2 separate regions of the Homo sapiens genome follow, and region 2 is linked to region 1. A link is an interaction called in ENCODE POLR2A ChIA-PET data of the cell type or tissue named here. Cell type or tissue: Caco-2. All regions are shown on one strand. Each heading gives the region's core, and the rest is flanking DNA. Links, peaks and the distances in the headings are about the cores only. Region 1 overlaps COTL1 (coactosin like F-actin binding protein 1). Region 2 overlaps ATP2C2 (ATPase secretory pathway Ca2+ transporting 2).

Region 1 (6,828 bases), core at 1-4,000:
TTTAAGATTTCCCCAGTGATTCAAATCCACACAATGTTTGAGAAGCAAACATATCGCTCTACGATATCATTAGGTGCCTGAGAAACCCTCACACCAGCAACTAAACGCCCTGAGAGAGCATCAGTTTATGCAAGTGGCTAATACAAGGTGAATGACTCCAAACCAGTGGCATCCCTATGTGCCAGCAACCACCACTTAGGAATTGTAATGAGATCTTGGTGATAATGGCAGTTAAAATATGAACTGTTTGTGAAGTAAGCTGAATAAGGATATGTGATCCCCTCAAGAGGCACAGAACTTTGTTGGAAAACACAAAAGGGGTCCCAATTAAATGGGGACACCAACGGTTTACAGCAGAGGTTCTCAACTGGGGGTGTTCTGCCCCCTTTGGAGGACATCTGCAATGTATGGAGGCATTTTTGTTTGTCATAACTGGTGGGGCCAGGTGAGGGGTGCTGCTCAGCACCCTGCAATTTACGGGATGGTTCCTACCAGAGAGAATGATCTGGCCCCAGATGCCAGTTGAGCTGATGTTGAACAATTTTGGTTTATCCTAGTGGGGTACACATGCACCCGCATGCACACGCACACACATGCAATGCACACATACACATGCACGCACATATTTTTATTTTATTTTATTTTATTTTATTTTATTTTATTTTATTTTATTTTATTTTATTTGAGACAGGGTCTCAGTTGGCCACCCAGGCTGGAGTACAGTGGCGTAATCTCTACTCAACTGCAGTCTCAACCTCCTGGGCTCAAGTGATCCTCCCACCTTAGCCTCCCTGGTAGCTGGGACTACAGGTGCCTGCCACCGTGCCCAGCTAATTTTTTGGTTTTTTTTTTTTTTTTTTTTTTTTTTTTTTTAGAGAGGTGATTTCTCCATGTTGCCCAGGTTGGTCTCAAGCTCTTGGGCTGAAGTGATCCTCCCACCTTTGCCTCCCAAAGTGCTGGGATTACAGGGGTGAGCCACCATACCTGGCCAATACACACATCACTTTAAAAATTCAAAAAATCAGGCTGGGCGCGGTGGCTCACGCCTGTAATCCCAGCACTTTGGGAGGCTGAGGCGGGTGGAATACAAGGTCAGGAGATCAAGATTCATCCTGGCTAACACAGTGAAACCCCATCTCTACTAAAAATACAAAAAATTAGCCAGGTGTGGTGGTGGGCGCCTGTAGTCCCAGCTACTCGGGAGGCTGAGGCAGGAGAATGGTGTGAACCCTAGAGGCCAAGCTTGCAGTGAGTCGAGATCGCGCCACTGCACTTCAGCCTGGGCGACAGAGCGAGACTCTGTCTCAAAAAAAAAAAAAAAAATTCCAGAATATCAAATGATATTTTGATAATACAGAGCAGTGGAGGGTGGGGGAACTTAGCATAGTGGATTGTGAAACAAATTTTAAAGTCATGATAATAAAAACAGTGTGGCATTGAAATAAAACTTAATGTGGATCAATGGAACAAAATAGCCCTCAAAGCCATTTTAATAAAAATGACTATATAAGATAGAACAAGCATAACACAGCCAATGGAAATGTGTTCAGAATTCATTGTTGACCTAATTGCCCTAGTCATAAGTGAAATATCCTCGGAGCCATATCCCGGGCCAAATTAAGAGCCATTTTCTTTGTTTCCTCTTCATACCCAGCACCCCCCTTGCCCCTCCTGTCTCTCTACAGTGTAGAGTCTCATTCCAAACTGCAAAGATTGAGGCAAAAAGAGTTGATGAATTTCTGGTCTACAAAGAGGATGAATTTCTGGTCCCTAAATAAGATCCATAATTTGAGCCTTTTTAAATTTTTATTTTTAAATTTTTTTTGGCTGGGCCCTGGCACTGCTGGCGGCACCCACATCTGTGCAATGGGCCCACCCAGACTTTGAGCCTTGATTGTAGGAAGGCTGTAGGCGTTGCAGCCAGAAAGGCCTGGGTTTAAATCCCAGCATGACCTTGAATTCCCTCACAACCTTGAAAGTGCCATGTGACTTCTCTGAATCTCCATTTCCCATCTGTGAAATGGGCATGAAGCCTGCAGCACTGTTGCCAGGATTCAGGGGAGTGTGACAAGGGCAGCGGATGAGTGCTTCCCTCCTGTCCTCTGCACATGGTGCTCCCAGGGAACTGCACCGGTCTCCTGCTGTGCTGCTCCAGGCGCACTCGTGGCTCACAGCCTCTCCCCAGGGACATGACATGGGGGTGTTTTAACGCAGCACCATGTTCTCTTTTCGCTTTTGGCCACAGATGACGTCCGGTTGTTTGCCTTCGTGCGCTTCACCACCGGGGATGCCATGAGCAAGAGGTCCAAGTTTGCCCTCATCACGTGGATCGGTGAGAACGTCAGCGGGCTGCAGCGCGCCAAAACCGGGACGGACAAGACCCTGGTGAAGGAGGTCGTACAGGTACTGAGTTCCTCCAGAGTCTGGAGGTCAAAGCTCGCCAAGGGTCACCATCCTGCAAGGAGGGAGAGGGCTGGGTTCGACTCCTGGGTCTGTAGCTTAGCTGTGACTTGGGACAAGCCATGCTATGTCTCTGCACCAGTAAAGCCATTGGTGAAATGTCACCAGAATTGTTTCAGGATGCTGGCTAGGAGGAGTTAACTGTGTTTACGATCCCACCTATCCCATAACAGAAGCTTGGCAGCTGGGTGCCTGCCTCCGTGGGTGGGGCAGGTTGCTTGCTTCTAGAGACGGGAACTGGTGGGGGGACCAGAATAGCGGCCACTACCCTGTGGTGTCCTGGCTGACTGTCGGCGGTGGTCGCAAGGATCCCGTGGGAGAATTCATTTGTACCCTCTCTGAACAGTGCCTACTTTAAGTCTTTTCCATTCTGGCCATTAAAGAAAATGGACATTTGCAATGTCAGAAACTTCCAAGGTTGTTCACTTGGGGTACGGGTAACACGGTCATGTTGAGAAAAGAAAATCTGAACTCCAAAAGGTAACCCCGGGGTAGGGTAGATGAGGGAGAGAGGTCTTTCCCTACTAAAGGGATCTCCATTTCGCAAAAGGATTTCTCACAACCCATGAAGTAGGGAATCTCTCCCTCTTACTGCGCCTTTAAACTGTTGTTCAGGTGACCAGAAACAGTGTGTTACACGTCCCTTCAGCAGCTTGTCTGTTACAGAGGGCGGGGGGTACCACTGCCCATCCTCCACCATGCACATTATTTTAAAGATTCAAAGCAATGTAATTGGTCCATGATAAAACAAACGTTTAAAAACAATAGACTCAGCTGGGTGCGGTGGCTCACGCCTGTAAATCACAGCACTTTGGAAGGCTGAGGTGGGAGGATTGCTTGGCTAAGGAGTCTGAGACCAACCTGGGCAACATAGTGAGACCCCATCTCTACAAAACATAACAAAATAAAATGAGCCAGGCATGGTGGCACATGGCTGTAGTCCCAGCTACTTGGGAGGCTGAGGCGGGAGGTTCGCTGGAAACCAGGAGGTCAAGGGTGCAGTGAGCCATGATCGCACCACTGCACTCCAGCCTGGGCAACAGAGCGAATTCCTGTCTCAAAATAAATAAAAAACAAATAAAAAATAATAGTCTAATGATGGAAGTGGGTGATAGCTAAAGACACAGGGTTTCTTTTTGAGGTCATGAAAATGCTTTAAAATTGACTATCATGGTGGTTGCACATATCTGTGAATATACCAGAAATCACCAAATTGTCAAAAACAAAAACGGGCTGAGCACAGTGACTCACACCTGTCATCTCAGCACTTTGGGAGGCTAAGGTGGGAGGATTGCTTGTGTCCAAGAGTTCAAGACCAGCCTGGGCAACATAGTATTAATAATACTCCATCTGTACAAAAGAATAAAAAATTAGCCCTGTGTGGTGGTGCATACCGGTAGTCCCAGCTACTTGGGAGGCTGAGGTGGGAGGATGGCTTGAGCCTAGGAGGGCGAGGCTGCAGTGAGCCAAGATCTCGCCACTGCACTCAGACTGAGTGAGTGTAGTCAGACTGAGTGAGACCCTGTTGCAAAAAGAAAAACAAACAAAAAAATAGGCTATCTGCAATGTGCTATCTTGAATTGGACCTTAGAACAGAAAAGCTGTTGAAATATAAATAAAGTCGGGAGTTTAATTAATTGTAATGTACCAATGTTGACGTTTTCACTGTGACAAATGTACCACAGTAATGTAAGATGTTAACAGTAGTGAAATATGTATGTGTGTGTTAAGAGGAAGGTAATATGGAAACTCGGTGCTACCTCTTGCAACTTTTCTGTAACTCCAAAGCTCTTCTAAAATAAATTATTATTATTATTATTATTATTTTTAAGAGAGACAGGATCTCACTATATTGCCCAGGCTGGCCTCGAATTCCTGGACTCAAGCATTCCTACACCTCAGCCTCCGAAAGTGCTTGGATTATAGGCCACCACGCCCAGCCCCTAATAAAACTTTTATTTAAAAAATAACAATATGGCCAGGTGTCATGGCTCCCTCCTGTAATCCTAGCACTTTGGGAGGCCAAGGCAGGCGGATCACGTAAGGTCAGGAGTTTGAGACCAGCCTGGCCAACATGGCAAAACTCTGTCTCTGCTAAAAATACAGAAATTAGCCGGGTGTGGTGGTGGGCACCTGTAATCCCACCTACTCAGGAGGCTGAGACAGGAGAATCTCTTGAAACCAGGAGGCGGAAGTTGCAGTGAGCCAAGATCTAGCCTTTTTTGGAGCGAGTCTCCAAAAAAATAAATAAAATAAATAAATAAATAAATAAATAATGATAGGACATAATAGAGTCCTGTGGTCCCCCTGTCAGTTCCCGCTTTTGGACGTCCCTCCTGGCCACTCTCTGGACGGGCTCGCCTCCTGCCTTTCGGCTTTGCTGTGGTCCCAGCCTATAGGTCACACTCTCATCTGCAGCTGCTTTTTTTAAGGTTAATGTAATTTCATAAATGATATGGATGCACCACCTTTGTAATTCATGGTTTTCTGGTAGCAGAGTGTCCTGGTTCACAAGTGTACCGTCATGTACTAAATGTTCCCCTGTTCTTGGCCTCTTAAGTTGCTTCCAATTTTTATTTTTATAAAGAATGTTCCAACCAACATTTTAATACATGCAGCTCCTTTCTGTCTTCTGTTGAGTTATTCTTTTAGAAAACAATCTCGGGAGGTGGGGTTCCGGAGTTAAGAGGCGAGATAATCATTTTTAAAAGGTATGGGCATCAGATTGGCTTTGAGCAGTGCTAGCACTGTGCCTGGGACCGAGGAAATGCTGACAAAGGCCATTTGTTTCACATGTAGTCAGCGTTCCTGGTTGACACTGCTGTCTGCACCCTGTCTGGCCTGGGAGCCCTTGTTTTGGAAAACCACTTATTCAACCCTACAGGCTGTTTTTCTCCAGGCCAGTTGGGTTTTAATGGTTAACCAGCTTCCAGGGGTCTTCCGAGTGGCAGCAGGATGGAAAATGAAAAAGAAGTCCTGTTCTGTGGCCAAAGGTCTCCTGCTGAATTCCGCCCGCCGTGCTTGGCCCACTCCTGGACGTCGCCGGGAGGAAAGGGAGCAGAGGGAGGGGGCTCGCCAGGATGTGTACACGGGGCACCACATTGCAGATCTTGCAATTCTCTTTTGTCTTCCTATTTAAAAAACTGTGGTAAAATACAGGCCAGGCGTGGTGGCTCATGCCTGTAATCCTAGCACCTTGGGAGACCAAGGCAGCCGGTCACCTGAGGTCAGGAGTTCGAGACCAGCCTGGCGAACATGCCAACACAAACCCCGTCTCTACTAAAAATACCAAAAAAGTAGCCAGGCATGGTGGCACGTGGCCTGTAGTCCCAGCTACTCGGGAGGCTGAGGCAGGAGAATTGCTTGAACCCAGGAGATCAACTCAGGAGACTGAGCCGAGATTGCAGCAAGACTCTGTCTAAAATAAATTAAATAAATAATAAAAAATTGTAAAATACAATAACATAAAGTTTACCATTGTAGCCATTTTAAAGTACAATTCAGCTACATTAAACAGAGTTCCAATGTTGTGTAGCCATCACTGCTGTCTAGTTCCAGAACTTTCTCATCACCCCCAAAGGAAACCTCATACCCACTAAGGCAGTCTGCAGAGTTTCTTTCCTCTCTAGAACTCTTTTCAGTTTGGGTAGGTGCGCCGGTGACTGAGGGGGATTGGAGGAAATTAATTCCCTGCTGGGAACCTTTAGGTGGGAGTAGTGGTGATAATTCTTACGTTTGCAAGCTCAAGTAAGTTGAAGCACAAAGAGGAATTGCTTGGCTCTTGGTAGTGGGAAGTGCAGGGGTTTCGGCTTTAGGTGTGGCTAGATCGAGGGCTCATGCAGTATTTTCATCTCATCTCTCAGTTCTGTTTTTCTCTGGGGTTGGCGTCAGGCAGCCTCTGCACAGCCAAAGAAACGGTCCATGCTATGGTGGTCCCTCTGGGTCAGGATCCCAGAAGAGAGAGGCCTCTTTCCTCAGTGTCCGTCAATCTCTTAAGAGGACCCTGATTGGCCCAGCTTGGGTCACGTGCACACGCCTTTGGGCAGGGAGGCGGGGTTTCATGATTGGCAGCTCCAGCGTGATCCCAGTTGTTAGAGAAAGGGATGCTGGTGAATGAAGAAGCGCAGATGTGCATTGCAGTGGGGGAGCTGGAATACTGGCCTGAACTACAGGTGCAGGCTCATATTTTGACCATTATCATTTGCATTTTCCACCTCTCCACTTACGAATGTTAATTATCTGAAGCTGCTACAAGACCTTACATTTATACTGCAGTTGCAAATATAGCCATTTAGGTGACAAAGGGTCCATTCTGCTGGTATAATGCTGTCTTTCCACGGCCGCTAAAACCATGCAGAGACTGGCATG
Region 2 (4,000 bases), core at 1-4,000, 170 kb after region 1:
CAGAGGAACGCCTGATAACCTCAACCACTTTCAACCCGTCTCTTCTCTTTTCTAAGGGAGATACGTTTATACCTACAAAAACCCGATTTTACTTTCTTAGGAAAGGTCCAAGCCAAATTTAAGTAAAAGGCTCAATCAGTCTATTTTGGACTGTTCGCAAGCATTTACATCTTATTCCCAAAGTTTACCGTCGGCTGCGTGTATCCAGAACATCCCCCCATGTGGTGTTTGTTGTGGCAAATGCAACTGCTCCTGTGATGGGCAGATAGGTCACTGTTTTTTCAAATTATTTTACTCTGTGGTACTCATGATTAAATATACTCCATTTCCATTTTCCTTCATTAATAATTTACCAAATACGTACTGCACACCAGTTACTGCACTAGGTGTACGAGACACGGAGGTGTGAGTAGGGACTGGGAAGGTGGGTGGTGTTGCCAGGTGACACCCTTGGAGAGCTTGCTAAAGAACGTTAGCTTTGCTTTGCAGGGGCCAGGGGGCCAGGGATGTTTTCTGATGGATGGTAGCGGGGTGTGTGTGTGTATGTATTGAGGGGGGCAGCTGCCACAGTATCTGTTAGTTTTGTTTTGGGCATTCTACTATTGGCTACTAAACTCAGTCATCAGCTGAAATCTTAGCTAGAACCCAAATGAACTCAAATGAAATAGATTAGCAAGGGGAGCTCTATTGGAAATAGGGGTGAGGCAGTGAGCCTAGAGCCACCCCCACTAGGTACTCACTCCACCCTTGTGGCATTCCCATAGTAGAAGGCTGGAGACTCCTCACAGGAGCTCACAAGAATCAACTAGGTACATCTCTTCCGAAATCCATGTTCTGTGTCTATACATTAGTAGCTTGAAAACGGCCACACTGAGAGTATTTGCACCATGGGAATTGGCAAATGCTACTTTCCTCTAGAAGCGCTGACCAGCATGGTGTTGCTTCCCTGCACCTGCCCCTTGGGCCTTCTAGGGGGTCCATGGGACTGAGTGTCAAAACTCTCCATCTGCTAGAGCAGTTCCCAAAATGTTAAAAAAAAAAAAAAAAAAAAAAAGCCCAGTGCGGTGGCTCATGCCTGTAATCCTAGCACTTTGGGAGGCCAAGGCGGGCAGATCACTTGAGACCAGGAGTTTGAGACCAGCCTGGCCAACATGACAAAACCCTGTCTCTACCAAAAATACAAAAATCAGCTGGGCGTGATGGTGCATGCCTGTAATCCCAGAGATTCAGGAGGCTGAGGCAGGAGAATTGGTTAACCCAGGAGGCAGAGGGTGCAGTGAGCTGAGATCACGCCACTGCTCTCCAGTCTGGGCAACAGAGTGAGACTCCATTCCTGCCCCCTCAAAAAAAATGTCTGAATGATATCATGGGTCTTGCTGTGGACATGTCAATTTAAGTTCTAATTTAACTTAAGAAACATGGGCTTACATAAGCTGTTTCTCTCAAGACTGTTCTCTGGCTTCGCAGTTTTGGCTACACTCACCAGCACCCCCCTCATCACTAGATGTGCTATAGGCAGTGGCTTGTTGGTTTATTCCTTGATTAAATGTTTTACTCAACAAATATTTACTGAGAATCTATTAGGGGCCAGGCATGGGTTGATCCTAAAGGCTGGAATAAAGGACACAGAAGTAAGGCCAGATATGGAAAGAACAGGAAGAAGCCCCAGAAGGGACTGGGGCAGCACTATGGGGATGTCAAGCCTTAAGATCTAGATTCAGAACCGCAGCATCATGTCAATGCTGTTTGTTGTGTTACCAAAGGTCAGGAAGTCCCAGTCCAGGAACAGCCTGCTTAGAAGCATAGAAATATGTTTGGGTGCACAGATAAACTACATTTCCCAGTCTCCTTTGCAGTTATGTAGGCCATGTGACTCCATTCTGGCCAATAAAAGATGGTCAAATTGATGATTCCACTTCCTGGTCTATGCCTTAAAAATGTCCTCCACAAGCCTCCATGTTTCCTCTTTCACCATCTGCTGGCTGAACAGAAACATGGCCTCCAAGGACCCAGAGGAAGATAGAGCAGCAATGTAACAGGGGCCTGGGCCCAAGTCACTGTTTGTAGGCGAGCTATCCAGGAGAGCCACTGGACCAGGAATACACCCACGGACTTTGGACTGCGGTGTGAGCAAGGAACAAGCGTTTACTCTGTTAAGCCAAGAAAATGTAGTGGCTGCTTGTTACAGCAGCCAGCCTGGTCCAACTATACAGAAAGCTCTTGTTGCTTGTGGAGAGCCTCTGATCCCAATCCCCAAGCCTTATGCAGCTGAGTAGCAAGATATTTGAGAAACGGCCATGGCAACCCCCCTATGATGGCTCCCCTCCATCTGCAGAACAAACCCAGTATGGAAACTGCTTCACTCACCGATTATGCCAAAGGAGAAGAGTGTCAGTTGCTTTCCTAGCCTGTCCATGCTTTTCTGCAAAGGAGTTTTAGGTGTCTGAAAGGGTGAGCACAATGGGTTAGTTGGACAAGATCCTAGCTTCTGCCTGCCTTTGTTCAAAATGTCTTCACCTTGCCATCCTACAGCTTCAGTGATGATTACACAGGGGTACACATATGTCAACATTCATTGACTTTTGCACTGAAGACCTGTGCGTATTACTGTCTGAAAGCTGTATCTTTATCAAAATGCTAACAAATGTCTTACGTGTTTGAAAAGAGGCCAGGTGTGGTGGCTTATGCCTGTAATCCTGGCACTTTGGGAGGCTGAGGCAGACAGATTGCTTGAGCTCAGGAGTTTGAGACCAGCCTGGGCAACATGGCGAAACCCTGTCTCTATTAAAAAAAAAAATTAAATGTTTAAAAAGTATACTCATATGAACCACATGCCACTCATTCCTAAGGAGTAGGCAAGGCTGGTATTATTTGCCTATAATAATCTCAAACTCCAGCTTACAAAAGTCCCGAAGCCCCCTCCTGCCCCTTACCTCTTCAGCCTGCATCATCTTAAACACTTCTCCGAACTGAGAGCTTTCCCCTGTTCCAATCACGACCCCCTGTGTCCAGGAGAGAGAGAAGTATGAAATCTAAGGGCTGGGAGCCTGTGGGTTACGGGAGCCCAAGGCCTCGGTGTCCCAGGGCTTACCTGGCCCCTCCCATACTGCACCAGGGTCCCCATGAAGACGATGTTGCTGAGGGTGGTGAGGTCCCCACCGCCTGTCAAGGGGCTGTCTGTTTTACTACATGGCTCGGCTTCCCCGGTGAAACTGGATTCATCCACCAAGAGGTCCGTGACCTAGGAGAGCAAGGGGAAAAGGCTGTGGAATCTCTCTGTCACCCCGAGAATTGGTGTTAAAAGCACAAAATGGTACCAGCACCTTCATGGACATGAACTCAAGAACACAGTGAACCTACAGAATGAGTGTCACAACGACGGCCTCTGAGGCCTCCAGGATCAGAAAAGCTTTGAATGAGCGGCCTCTCTTAAAAACATAAAAGTCTCATATCTTTGCTTAATGTTGTTCGAAATTTTGATACAATCTAAAAAAAAAATGAAGGTGATGGCTATTTTAGGATATACCTTTCAAAACACCTGTGTGAGTCCCCACATACGCAGCCCACTCTTTACCTTGGAGATGCCTGTACAATCTGTATGGTTCCCACACAATCCCACACAATAACCGAGCCAGGTTATTCAGTCAGAATCTAAGGCAACAGTAACACCAGAAACACAGACAGGGACACAGAGACACTCACACACCCTGGCAAAGGGAAGGGAGATACTGACATTTGCAGAACACTGACTACACACCAGGCCCTGTGCGCAGCTCCCCACAAGGCTTAGCCCTCAGAACTCACCACCCCCAATGGAAGACTCTACTATCTTCCCCATTTTGCATATGGGGAAACTGAAGCATGGAAGAATTAAGTAATTTGTTCAAGTTTCCGTAGCTAGTTAGTGGCAAAACAGAGATTTGAACCGAAGCTCTGGTTCCAGAAACGATACTCTTAACCATCTTGCAAAACCGCAACTTGACCCCAGACTTAACACATC

What was found. Peaks named below come from ENCODE experiments on the same cell type or tissue, not always from the same donor. Only the 100,000 strongest peaks of a DNase experiment are listed, where the experiment ranks them.
Region 2: POLR2A ChIA-PET joins it to region 1 with 7 read pairs; 3 of 35 experiments call an interaction of 5 or more read pairs at or near these places.

The regions. Positions count from the first base shown.
Region 1 is chr16:84,585,680-84,592,507 of GRCh38, reverse strand. It overlaps COTL1 (coactosin like F-actin binding protein 1), which reads left to right. Exons shown (of 4, transcript NM_021149.5): 3 at 2,246-2,403. Among named protein-coding and RNA genes, the nearest start is that of COTL1, 29 kb to the left of the region's middle. RefSeq lists enhancers at 1,682-2,181, 6,271-6,320. In Caco-2, for the core only: no CTCF peak of the experiment used is centred there; no DNase peak of the experiment used is centred there.
Region 2 is chr16:84,421,631-84,425,630 of GRCh38, reverse strand. ATP2C2 (ATPase secretory pathway Ca2+ transporting 2) reads right to left here. Exons shown (of 27, transcript NM_014861.4): 8 at 3,092-3,241; 9 at 2,934-3,002; 10 at 2,368-2,443. Among named protein-coding and RNA genes, the nearest start is that of ATP2C2-AS1, 44 kb to the left of the region's middle. In Caco-2, for the core only: no CTCF peak of the experiment used is centred there; a DNase peak (open chromatin) is centred at 2,000.